2 separate regions of the Mus musculus genome follow, and region 2 is linked to region 1. Evidence: chromatin loops called from intact Hi-C (ENCODE). Cell type or tissue: heart. All regions are shown on one strand.

Evidence for each region. A loop is a pair of places that touch in the nucleus more often than their neighbours do. Peaks named below come from ENCODE experiments on the same cell type or tissue, not always from the same donor. Only the 100,000 strongest peaks of a DNase experiment are listed, where the experiment ranks them.
Region 2: a loop joins it to region 1, with 4 times the contacts of the local background. A loop is called at or near these places in 7 of 42 quality-filtered maps.

Annotation. Positions count from the first base shown.
Region 1 is chr6:51,176,391-51,181,390 of GRCm38, forward strand. No RefSeq gene overlaps it. Among named protein-coding and RNA genes, the nearest start is that of Gm32328, 12 kb to the left of the region's middle. In heart, no CTCF peak of the experiment used is centred here; a DNase peak (open chromatin) is centred at 2,261; H3K4me3 peaks cover 1,208 bases; H3K27me3 peaks cover 1,200 bases.
Region 2 is chr6:52,254,326-52,259,325 of GRCm38, forward strand. It overlaps Hoxa13 (homeobox A13), which reads right to left. Exons shown (of 5, transcript NM_008264.1): 5 at 4,528-4,823. The coding sequence ends at 4,579. Among named protein-coding and RNA genes, the nearest start is that of Hoxa13, 4.1 kb to the right of the region's middle. In heart, a CTCF peak has its summit at 2,800 (motif pointing right); a DNase peak (open chromatin) is centred at 2,806; H3K27me3 peaks cover 2,964 bases.

The DNA.
Region 1 (5,000 bases):
TGGGTCAGGTGTGAAGGCTGCTAAGAAGCCTGGAGAGCCAAGACCCAGAAACCCCTGAGCCCGGCGTGCAGGCTTGCAGAAAACCATCGGGTTTCTTGGTTTCTTGGTTTGTTTGTTCAATCCCAGCCCTGCATGGCCAATTGCTGGTAAATATTCTTTGGAATTAAAATGATTCACTAACAACCAGTGCTCTTTTGGGAGGATCCTGGTCTATCCAAACCAAAAAAAAAAAAATGTGACTTTTTCTTTTTACATTTAAAGTAAATGTAAACGTCAAAACAAAAATGTAAATGTGTTTACATTCCTGAAGACCTGGGCGAGTTTCACACTTTGGCTCAGGTTCCTGCTGAGCCAGAGGCCTGCACTTGGATCAAGAATTCTCAAGATCTGGTTCTCCATTTTGAGGGGACTCAGCTCTGAGGTGCCTTTATTCATTGCTGTGGTACAAAGGTTTGGTTTTTTTTTTTTTTTCTTTTCTTTTAAAGGAATAGGAACCTATTATTTACATCCGTTCCTTGAGCAGATATTTATTATCTGTAGGAATATTTAAGGGTTTGTAGTGGGCCAGCCACCTCTGACAGGAGCCATCACCTCACACTTCAAGCTAATGGACCACACGGTGGCCACATTTAATTTATTAGGGTGAGAAGTTACTGCAGGGGAGAAGGCCTTAAAGAGAAGGTCTTTTCTAAGAAGAGAAGACCTGGCCCACCCTGTACCTACAGCTTAGATTATATTTTTGCCTCAGAATAACACAACCACACACGATTCAAAATGTGAAAACAGTTTCCTTACAGTTTGATTCTGATCCGGGGCCCACTGATGCTCAGGAGTCTGAATGCTAGCAAATGGAATACTAAATTTTGGGTGCACGTTGTTGAATCACTAATTTTAATAATAGAGATAACACTGCAAGTCTGGCCAGGTGTGGTGCATGCCTGTGAGATTCCAGTTCTGGGGTGCATGGAACAGAAGGATCAAGAATTGGAGATTAGCCTGAACTATACAGGGAAACCCCGTCTTCAAATAATCAAGTAAATTCTAAGAATAAAATAAATAAGTAAATAAACAAAAGGTCTGTTCTCACCATCCACAGAAAAAAGGAAATTATTAAGAGAAACTGTAGTTGAAAATTACACCAAGCACTCCAATGTTCACACTGAGCCGAAATAGAGGAACCTGAGAAGGCAGTATAATTAGCAGGGAACTTTGCAGGATTTTTCACTTCATTAAGGCAATAGATCAAAACAAGCAACACGCAAATCCTTAATAGCCATGCTACTGTGATAAACTCAAGAATGCTCAGAAAACTTGCAGCCGGCTACCTGGTGGTAATATTAATGAGTTTTAAAAACAGAATATTTCAATGGCTCCATTTCCTCCTAAACTTCAAGGCAACCTAAGTTCTCTAAATATTGTCATTACCACGACCGACAGAGGGAACCCGATCCGATTTGGTTCTAAAACAAAATGGGATATTAACCGTGTTTGTTTTCACTTTGATCCATAGGAAATAGGTCCCGCGCCCTGTGACCCATTAAACTAATAAGATTATACACGTCCACAGAGCGGAGCTTCTAATTGTTTCCATCTGTCCCAGATCTTTGCGTTTTAAAAATCGGTGAAAATAGAGCTTGAGTTACGAAAAAGAAAATATACCAACAGCGCAATCACGACAAAGCTGGGCCACTTGAACTACACATGCAACAAATTACAGAGGAAGACTAGGTGGGAGGAAGGCAAAATAAAGCCAGAAACACAATAATCAATAATGTAGTTGATCGGGGTTCCCGCTCGCACTTTCCGGACGACTAACACACCCTTGGGAAAACCAGCCAATCAGAAACGCTTCCTGAAGACATTCTATACCTCCCCTCCTCCTCATAAATATTTAAATAGAGTTCGAGATTTGTGATTTAAATATCCAAAGAATTTTCTGCACAGGCTCATCATTCATTGGATTGTTCATTACTGGGTGGAACTAGAGGGAGGGGCATTAATTCAGTGCTCTCATTTGCTAATTATGCCTTTCTTGCGTCATCGTTGCTAGACCAATCCTTGAACTTCACTTTGGACCTTTCCTTTTTCCCCCCTCCTCGCCCCTCCCTTCTCGCCACGCCCCTCCCCCCCCCCCCGCCTCCAGCACTCTCCCGCCACTCCTCCCCCTCGTAGCAGCTCCAGCCAATAGTGTGGCTGCATGTAAATAACGTTGCCTGGTTGTTTCTCCGCCCAGCGCCCGCCTCTGAAGAAACACGAGGCGGGCACGGCGCGGCGTCGCTTGGGGTCCCTGGCTCCACCTTCTTTAGGGCGGGATGCTGCTTGCTCATTGGCTAGGTTAATAATTGTCGCGCGTGCTATTTTGCATAAAAACGGGAGTTCCCTTCGTAACTGGAGAACTCGCGTCGCTGTGGGAGGGGTGCGGGGGGCGGGGTTGTGGGCGGGTCCTGGCAGCCTCGCCCAACTTGCTCCGCGATCCTAAAGGGAAGGATTGCTTTTCCGAACCAAAAAAAAAAAAAAAAAAAATCTTTATAATGCATCCTCTTAAGGGAATTATATATTCCTAAACTCATGTTTTCGTTTTCTTTAATAAATCGTTCAGGGTTGTGCCATGAAATACATATTACCCACACACCCTCCGAATTAATTTCCTTTCAATCTTAATGTACTCTACTGCAGCTAGTCCTGTGTGGGAGCAATCTTTATAAGAAGTTTCTCTTTATTAAAATTCGTGGTTGTTTTACTATGGATTCCTTGCTCCGACAATTTTCAAAGACTTGAATTGAGTAGTAGAGTGTAAAAACCAAAGAGAGACAGAACTTTCTTTCAGACTAACCACTCCGTGGATTGTTTGTCAATGAGGCAAGTGTTAAAATTCTTTCCAAAGGGAAAAGGCCCCAAGGATATTCGATTGGCGTTGTAAAATAAAAATTGTTCTTGAGAAGTGTGTTTCCTTTTTTTCTTATGAACTAAACATAAAACCTACCTTTTCGATACTGTTAAAGTACCGGGTGGCAAACACTTGGAAAAAACGAATGAATGGACAGGTAATCGGGACCCTGAATTTTAAAAATACCATCTGTCATTTCGGTAACATTTCTTCAACTTTTAGAAACAAAATTATCACACGTAGCTCATCTGCTTGAACTCAAGTATGGGAGTGTTCGATGCTCAGTGTCGACTACACTTTAAAGACTACATGGTCAATGAGGCTTGTTAATTAATTAATTAATAATAATAATAATAATAATAATAAAGTAAAACGGGAAAGATTCTATTTCTCTTGGCAAAAAAATAAAAATCATAACAAAACTAAAATAGTCTCCCCTCCCACCTAGCCACCCCCCTTTTAAAATTCTCTTTATTCCCTGTTTGGTAGACACTTTTTCACACAGGAATGATTGCTGAGGCCAGTAGCTTCCAAAAGTGGAAACCTGGTCAGCTCCGGAAGAATGAGTTTAGGGGAATTAGGGAAAAAGAGAAGTTTCACGTGGGGTTAGTGTGAGCCAATTTTTTTTCTTTAAAACATTTTCTGATGTGTAATAAAATTAAGAAAAACTGTTTTAATAACTGCCCCTGGATTTACATCAGTTCATTGATGACATTTAACTCCAGTCGTATATTTCAGTCTTGAAAGTAAGTGGTTGCGTTGTTTTATGCCTCCTACATGATATTATATCCACAAATATTCCAGTGATTAAATGTTGAAGTGCGCATTAATGTCTATAATATTACAGGTAATTAATCATGCACATCCGCCTCCATTCAAGAAACATGATGTCAGTTGATAATTTGTCAAAATTGTTATTTGAAACTGAACTCTAGGTAAGGCAGAGTAATAAAACTCTGGCGCCTTTGTACACGCGAGTCTTAGTAGTTACAGTTAATTTTATGACCTCATGACAAAAACTTATATTTATATTTATGTTCGCCGGTTTATGAAGCTGGCTGTGGGTGAGGCGGTGCTGGTTCCAGGAGCTACGGATTTTAGAAACCGAGGGGAAGAGTTATTTAATCCAAGAACGATGCTTGTGGTTTTGTTTAGGGGAGGGTTTTGCTTTTGTGAACAAAGTCGTTCTGCTGGTGAACTAATATGTATTTCTATTTTTTTTTTAAGTTCAGAGATGCTAAATGGCACGGAAGGGACCCCAAGGCGTTCTCACAACTCCAACTGGACCTGGGCGATGGGAGTCTCCTTCCTACCTTTCTCTAAGGGCTTCTCGGAGAAACTTCCCTTGGTTTCCTTTCATTACAAAATTAAGAATGACATCATAAAGAAGAGTTCACTTTCCCAAGCTGAGATTTCTCCTTTTTTTTTTCCCATTTTCACTATAACTTGATTTTGTAAAAATTCAGTTTTAATACACCTATATTTGAAAAGCTTCATTTTATTATAAAGAAATAAATGCTCACAAAATAGCCATTTGAAAACAAAAAAACAAAAAATTGAATAAACTATAATGATAATGGGGCTATAGATAATTCCTGATGTCACATTTGCATGTTTTAAACACAGAATTATGAAATATTATTATGTATACCTGACATGTGGAAAAGGAATATGCATTTACAAATGTAATTAGAACTCTGCTTAAAAGTGAAATATGCTCCAAATTAATTTACCTTTTTGTATTTTTAAGATTTGTTTAAAGTCATATTTTATGTTACAATTTAGCACAGGCTGATTTGAGGCTACTCTTCATGTTTAGTTTATCTCCTACAACCTCGGCCAGCAATTCCAGCACTGTTCTTTCAGACATTTTTCTGAACTCTTTCCCTGGGCTTCACATCCTTCAGGAACGCATAGTCACAGCAAACTCGCACATTAAAGACATTAGTCCGTTTTTAAATTGCAAACTTTTTTCCTTTTGCCAATTCCGTTTTTACTAACAACATCTGCTTCCAATCTATTTGTGCTTTTAGGAATACTGGTTTTTATTAACAGCACCTGAGAACACCAGCAAACGACGAAGGATATGTGATTAAGAATATCATCAAACAAG
Region 2 (5,000 bases), 1.1 Mb after region 1:
GTAGAGGTTCACAAGCCCAGAAGGGCGCCTATGGACCCCCATCAGGGGATTAGTGCTCCAGGGCAACGTTCCTCACAGCTCCTAACCCAGGGATTCACTGAGAGGAAAAGAGATGCTGCACCTTCACCCACCCAAACACTCAGCATCGAGCACTCTGTACTTATCTATGATCTGGCTATTATTCGTATACAAATACATCTACTCAGCTGAATTTCACTGCCTTCCGGGGAATCTCTAGCAAAACATTTAAATTAAGTTGAGTATTTTTAAATGATATTTTCCCCCTTTGTCTCTAAGTTCGTTTGATTTTGAAATCGTACATTAATTAAAAAAAACCAAAACAAAACAAAACAAAAAACAACCATTGGCCTCAGTTCGGCATCAGGCATAAATACTTAGTGAAATGCATAGTGACGTTTTACAACCGTCCACTTAAAGTTACTTAATAAATCTGACAGTATTGGGAGCAGATGGAAAAGGTCGTTTTTTCAAGTTCCATGTTTATAATTTTTATTCAGAAAGTTTCCTTTTTAGAAAAAATACTTGAATGATATTTTCAACATCATTATTCATGGACCAGTGTCTGCGTTATTATTCCTGTGCTTTTAGGAGTTTTTGTTGGCGTTTTTTGTTTATTTTTTGTTTTGTTTTTCAGGAGGAGGCCAATGTTCTCCTGACTGTCTTGTTCAAAAAGTTTTAGGCTGGTTACTATTTAAAAATAAAGAAGTCTCCAGTCATGGTAGCATATTCCATTAACCCCAGCACTCTGGAGACCAGGCAGGTGAATTTCTGAGTTCGAGACCATCCTGGTCTACAGAGTGAGTTCCAGGACAAAGAAACTGTATCTCAGAAAACAAAATAAAACACCACCATCAACAACAATAATAAAATAAAAAAATAAAAATATCTAAGAAGTGATTATAATCCATAACCACCTCAACTAATCTGTAAATCCATGCCATGTCTATTTTAAATAAGAAGGGAGTTATCTGAGATTGGCACTGTCAACAACCATGTCAGAACTAAAGGGAGGGGCACCCTGACATCTTCTGGGGAGGGAGGGAGGGAAGGAAGGAGGGAGGGAGGGAGGGAGGGAGGGAGGGAGGGAGGGAGAGAGAGAGAGAGAGAGAGAGAGAGAGAGAGAGAGAGAGAGAGAGAGAGAGAGACTTTACCCAGAACTGCAGTAGTGGTGACTTTCCAAAGGGGCAGTATTCCATCTGCAGAGCTGCTGTTAGCTCTTCCCTAGGCCGTAGGTTCAGAAGATGTCTTACATCTAAAGAAAAATATCTCCTATCTCCAGAAGAGTCCTATTTGGAGCAGTTCACAAACAGTGTTTGAACCAACTTGGAGGGGAATTTCCAATATTTTAAACATTTTGGAGATGCCATTAATGTTGCTGGATGGTAGTTCATTTGGAAATGATGCTGTAACACAAGGTGCTGGGTGCTGAGTCTGAAGCAGTTATCTTCATATGTTTCCACAGATGGTTGGCAATCCTCAGGGTAGCAAAAAGATTACTCTTTACAAGATCATCTGACATGTATATTTCAGGGCCATTTTTTTTGTTTGTTTAAGCAGCTTTACATCTTTTCCCCCATAATTCTTCATCTAGAAAGACATAAAGAAGCTCTTGTTTTCAAGTCTTTGTAAGTCTTCAAGAAAGGCAGGAGATGTTTCCATCATCTGGGATTGTAACAAGCCAATATTTTCCAACAAATGATAAATTCAGTTCTCCCATTCACTATTATTGTCTCCTGACATAAAGGTAAAATTAATCTGCAGCTGAAAACCCAAATTCCAAAGCTACTGGTTCCTTCAACATTTTAATATGTGTGTGTATGTGTGCACGCACAAAGGATTTGGCAAAAACAAAAAACAAAAACAAAACCCCACATTATCCCACTTGTATATTAAATACATAAACATATTGTATAATTTATGACTCTGAACACAATATCTCCTGTGCTGTTGGGGGCCAATAAACAATAGCTATAATACTGGTTGTTAATATAGTTTTGATAGTGGTTGTTGATATTAAGTATATTTATTTCTTCTACAAAACAAATGGTGTGCAAGTATCAATATAAGATTGCACACCATTATGGGGCAACAATCAGCTCTGAGCTGTCTAGAATAGTTTTCTTCTGTGTCCGTATTGTGATCATTTTGTAGATGAAATATTTAAGTTCTCCTACTGACTTCTTAGAGAGGTGGATTGCTTTGAATTTCTGAAATGTAACTCTAGAACTCTAGAGTTAGGAAGGTATGTGAGACTTTTTAATTTGCCGTAAAGATTCCCAGATAATTCTAATTAAGGTCACAGACCACCTTGGAGGGTGAGGGCTGGGAGTGAATGGTTATTTAAGAACACGTCTTGGACTGTAACAAACATGTACAGCTTTAAAACAGATCTGTAGAAATCTGATGCACGGCGAGCTGCTGTGAGGACAGATTAAAGTTGGCCATTAAAGAAAGGAAGCAAAATTCACCGCATAAGGAGCATTTTGTACCCCAAGTCTAGAAATCGGCTTAAATTACAGTATCTTCACTCGTCAGCAATTAATAATATCTGTACAAATTCTACAATTATGTACACAAGCACACAAACACTGATATGCAAATACATGTATAAACATATATTATATTCACATATATACAAGCACATGTATAATTTACATATATTCAAATATTCTCCTTTTGGAGCAAAAAAAAAAAATATGACTACTAAACCTTTAAAACAAGTCAAGTCAGAGCTCAGTTCCCTTGAAGCTGAAGAACGTCAAGGAAGCTTGTCAACACGAGGTGGCGCCCTTGATCTACGAATCTGGCTGAGACCAATTCATGAGCTGTCAAAAGTCAAGGTCACAAATTGTCTTTTTTCGTCAAGGTCAAGGTTTAAGGCCTTTCCTAGTCCTGTCATTTCAACAAATACCAAAAACCTGTCCTTTCAGTCACATGCAGACTTAAGAGCAGATTTTAAAATACGACAGTCTAGGCATTGCTGATACTCAACAACTGGTTTTCATTTGCCACAGGGAGTCTGGGAACCTCCTCTCTCTCCCTCCCTCCTTTCCTTTCTCTCCCTTTCAGAACACCTAACACTTTCATCTCCTCGAAACCTTTTCAGTTGTGAGCTTTTAGTTATGTGAGATTTTTTTCCTCTTCTCATAAAAAATTTAGAAAAACCTGAACAATAATAATAATAAAAGACTGGTCCTTGGCTTGTGTAAAACAAACCTGCTTGTTTAGTTTTTGTGCAGTTCAAGTTCCGCGTAGAAAAGTAACTCGGAGTGTTTCCTTCAGATTTTAATGGCAGTGATTATTTCATTAACAGAGCTAATACCACTATCTACAGATCTAATTTTTCATTTTTAGTGGAAGTATTTAAAAAGCAGGTGCACAAATACATTTTCACAGTGTGCTGAATGTCTTTATTTACAAGATAGCATTTACAGTGAATATGAACAGAACGAATGTGTGAACTGAAATTACTGCTTGATTTAAAATGTGCTGTGACGATGAGTCCCTAAACTTTCTACTGCAGTCTCCTAACACAGTAAACAAGAAAAAAAAAATACTAATCCTTTAGTAAATTAAAATATAGAATGCAGACATCTAAATATTTTGGGAGAACGGGTTTCCATTTTGAGGTTTTTTTTTCTAAGTAAAAAAGGAAAATGATGTCCCTAGCAAAATGTTTAACAAGTATTGGAAAATGCCAATTTAAAAAATTTAAAGAAAGAGTATGTTTTAGGAGAAATCCATACTAGGGTGGGACCTTCCAGGAGAAGGGGCATAAAGTGAATTCTTCGTATTATTTGGTGAGATTTAAACACTTCAAAAATTACAACAAATCCTGTGGAAAAATCCTTTGACAGTGTTGGTTAATCCACCATGTTTGTTGTAAGCAATTGAAAGGTATTTCCAGAAGCTCCTTACCCACCCAGGGTTCTCTTGTAACCTCAAGGGTTTAGCTGGCCAGATTTACTATCAAAACAATAGATCCTTGGATGAGCGTTCTCTCTCCTCTCATCTCCCTTTTTAGCAATAGTTCAAATAAACAATTCAGTGCCTTTCCCCCTTCTAAGCCTCTACCTGAAACATTTCCAGAAGGAACAATGGCAGGGATTTCAATAAGGTTTACCTGAGCAGGCACTTAACATGCAAAGGGGAGGGTGCTGGACCAGCTGCGTGGAAACAGCCTTTGTTTCTGTAACCAGTTTTCAGATTACCATCTAACACAGTGTCCTAAAATATAATGGTCACATAAATACTTACAAGATTTGAGAAAATTCATAATTTATCTGAAATTGTGTGTTTTAGGGGCTGATGAGTTGACTCTAGAGTTTGTCACTTAACGCTGTGGTGGGGTTGTCGGGAAACCTGGCAGTCTTTACCATTCCTTAAGGTTTTGTTTTAATTGTAGATTCCATGGAAGAGAGAGTCCCCTTAGGAGAGCAAACGTCAGCGTCTCTCTATCCAATTCTTCAGTTAGTATGATGCATTATTATTATCTGGGCAAAGAAACAAATCCTTAAGCGTTTCTTCAAGCTGCCCTCTGCTCCACCTTTTAATCCATTAACTAGTGGTCTTGAGTTTATTGATGACTTTTTTCTCTTTGACCCTCCTGTTCTGGAACCAGATTGTGACCTGCCTCTCAGAGAGGTTTGTCGTGGCTGATATCCTCCTCCGTTTGTCCTTGGTAATGAATTTGTTCGTAGCGTATTCCCGTTCGAGTTCTTTCAACTGCACCTTAGTGTAAGGCACGCGCTTCTTTCTCCCCCTCCTATAGGAGCTGGCGTCTGAAGGATGGGAGACGACGTCTGTAAGATAAGGAAGAAGGCAAGTTACTCTGGGAGCCGACCTGAGCCAGAACACAGGCGACAGCTCAATGTGAACTGCCGGCCTTGCAATGCCTGATTGCTCTTTGCCACGAATGCTGTACAATCCAGCCTTCTGCCAAAGCCTGGAGCGTTAGTAGGGGGGTATGGTTAGTTGTG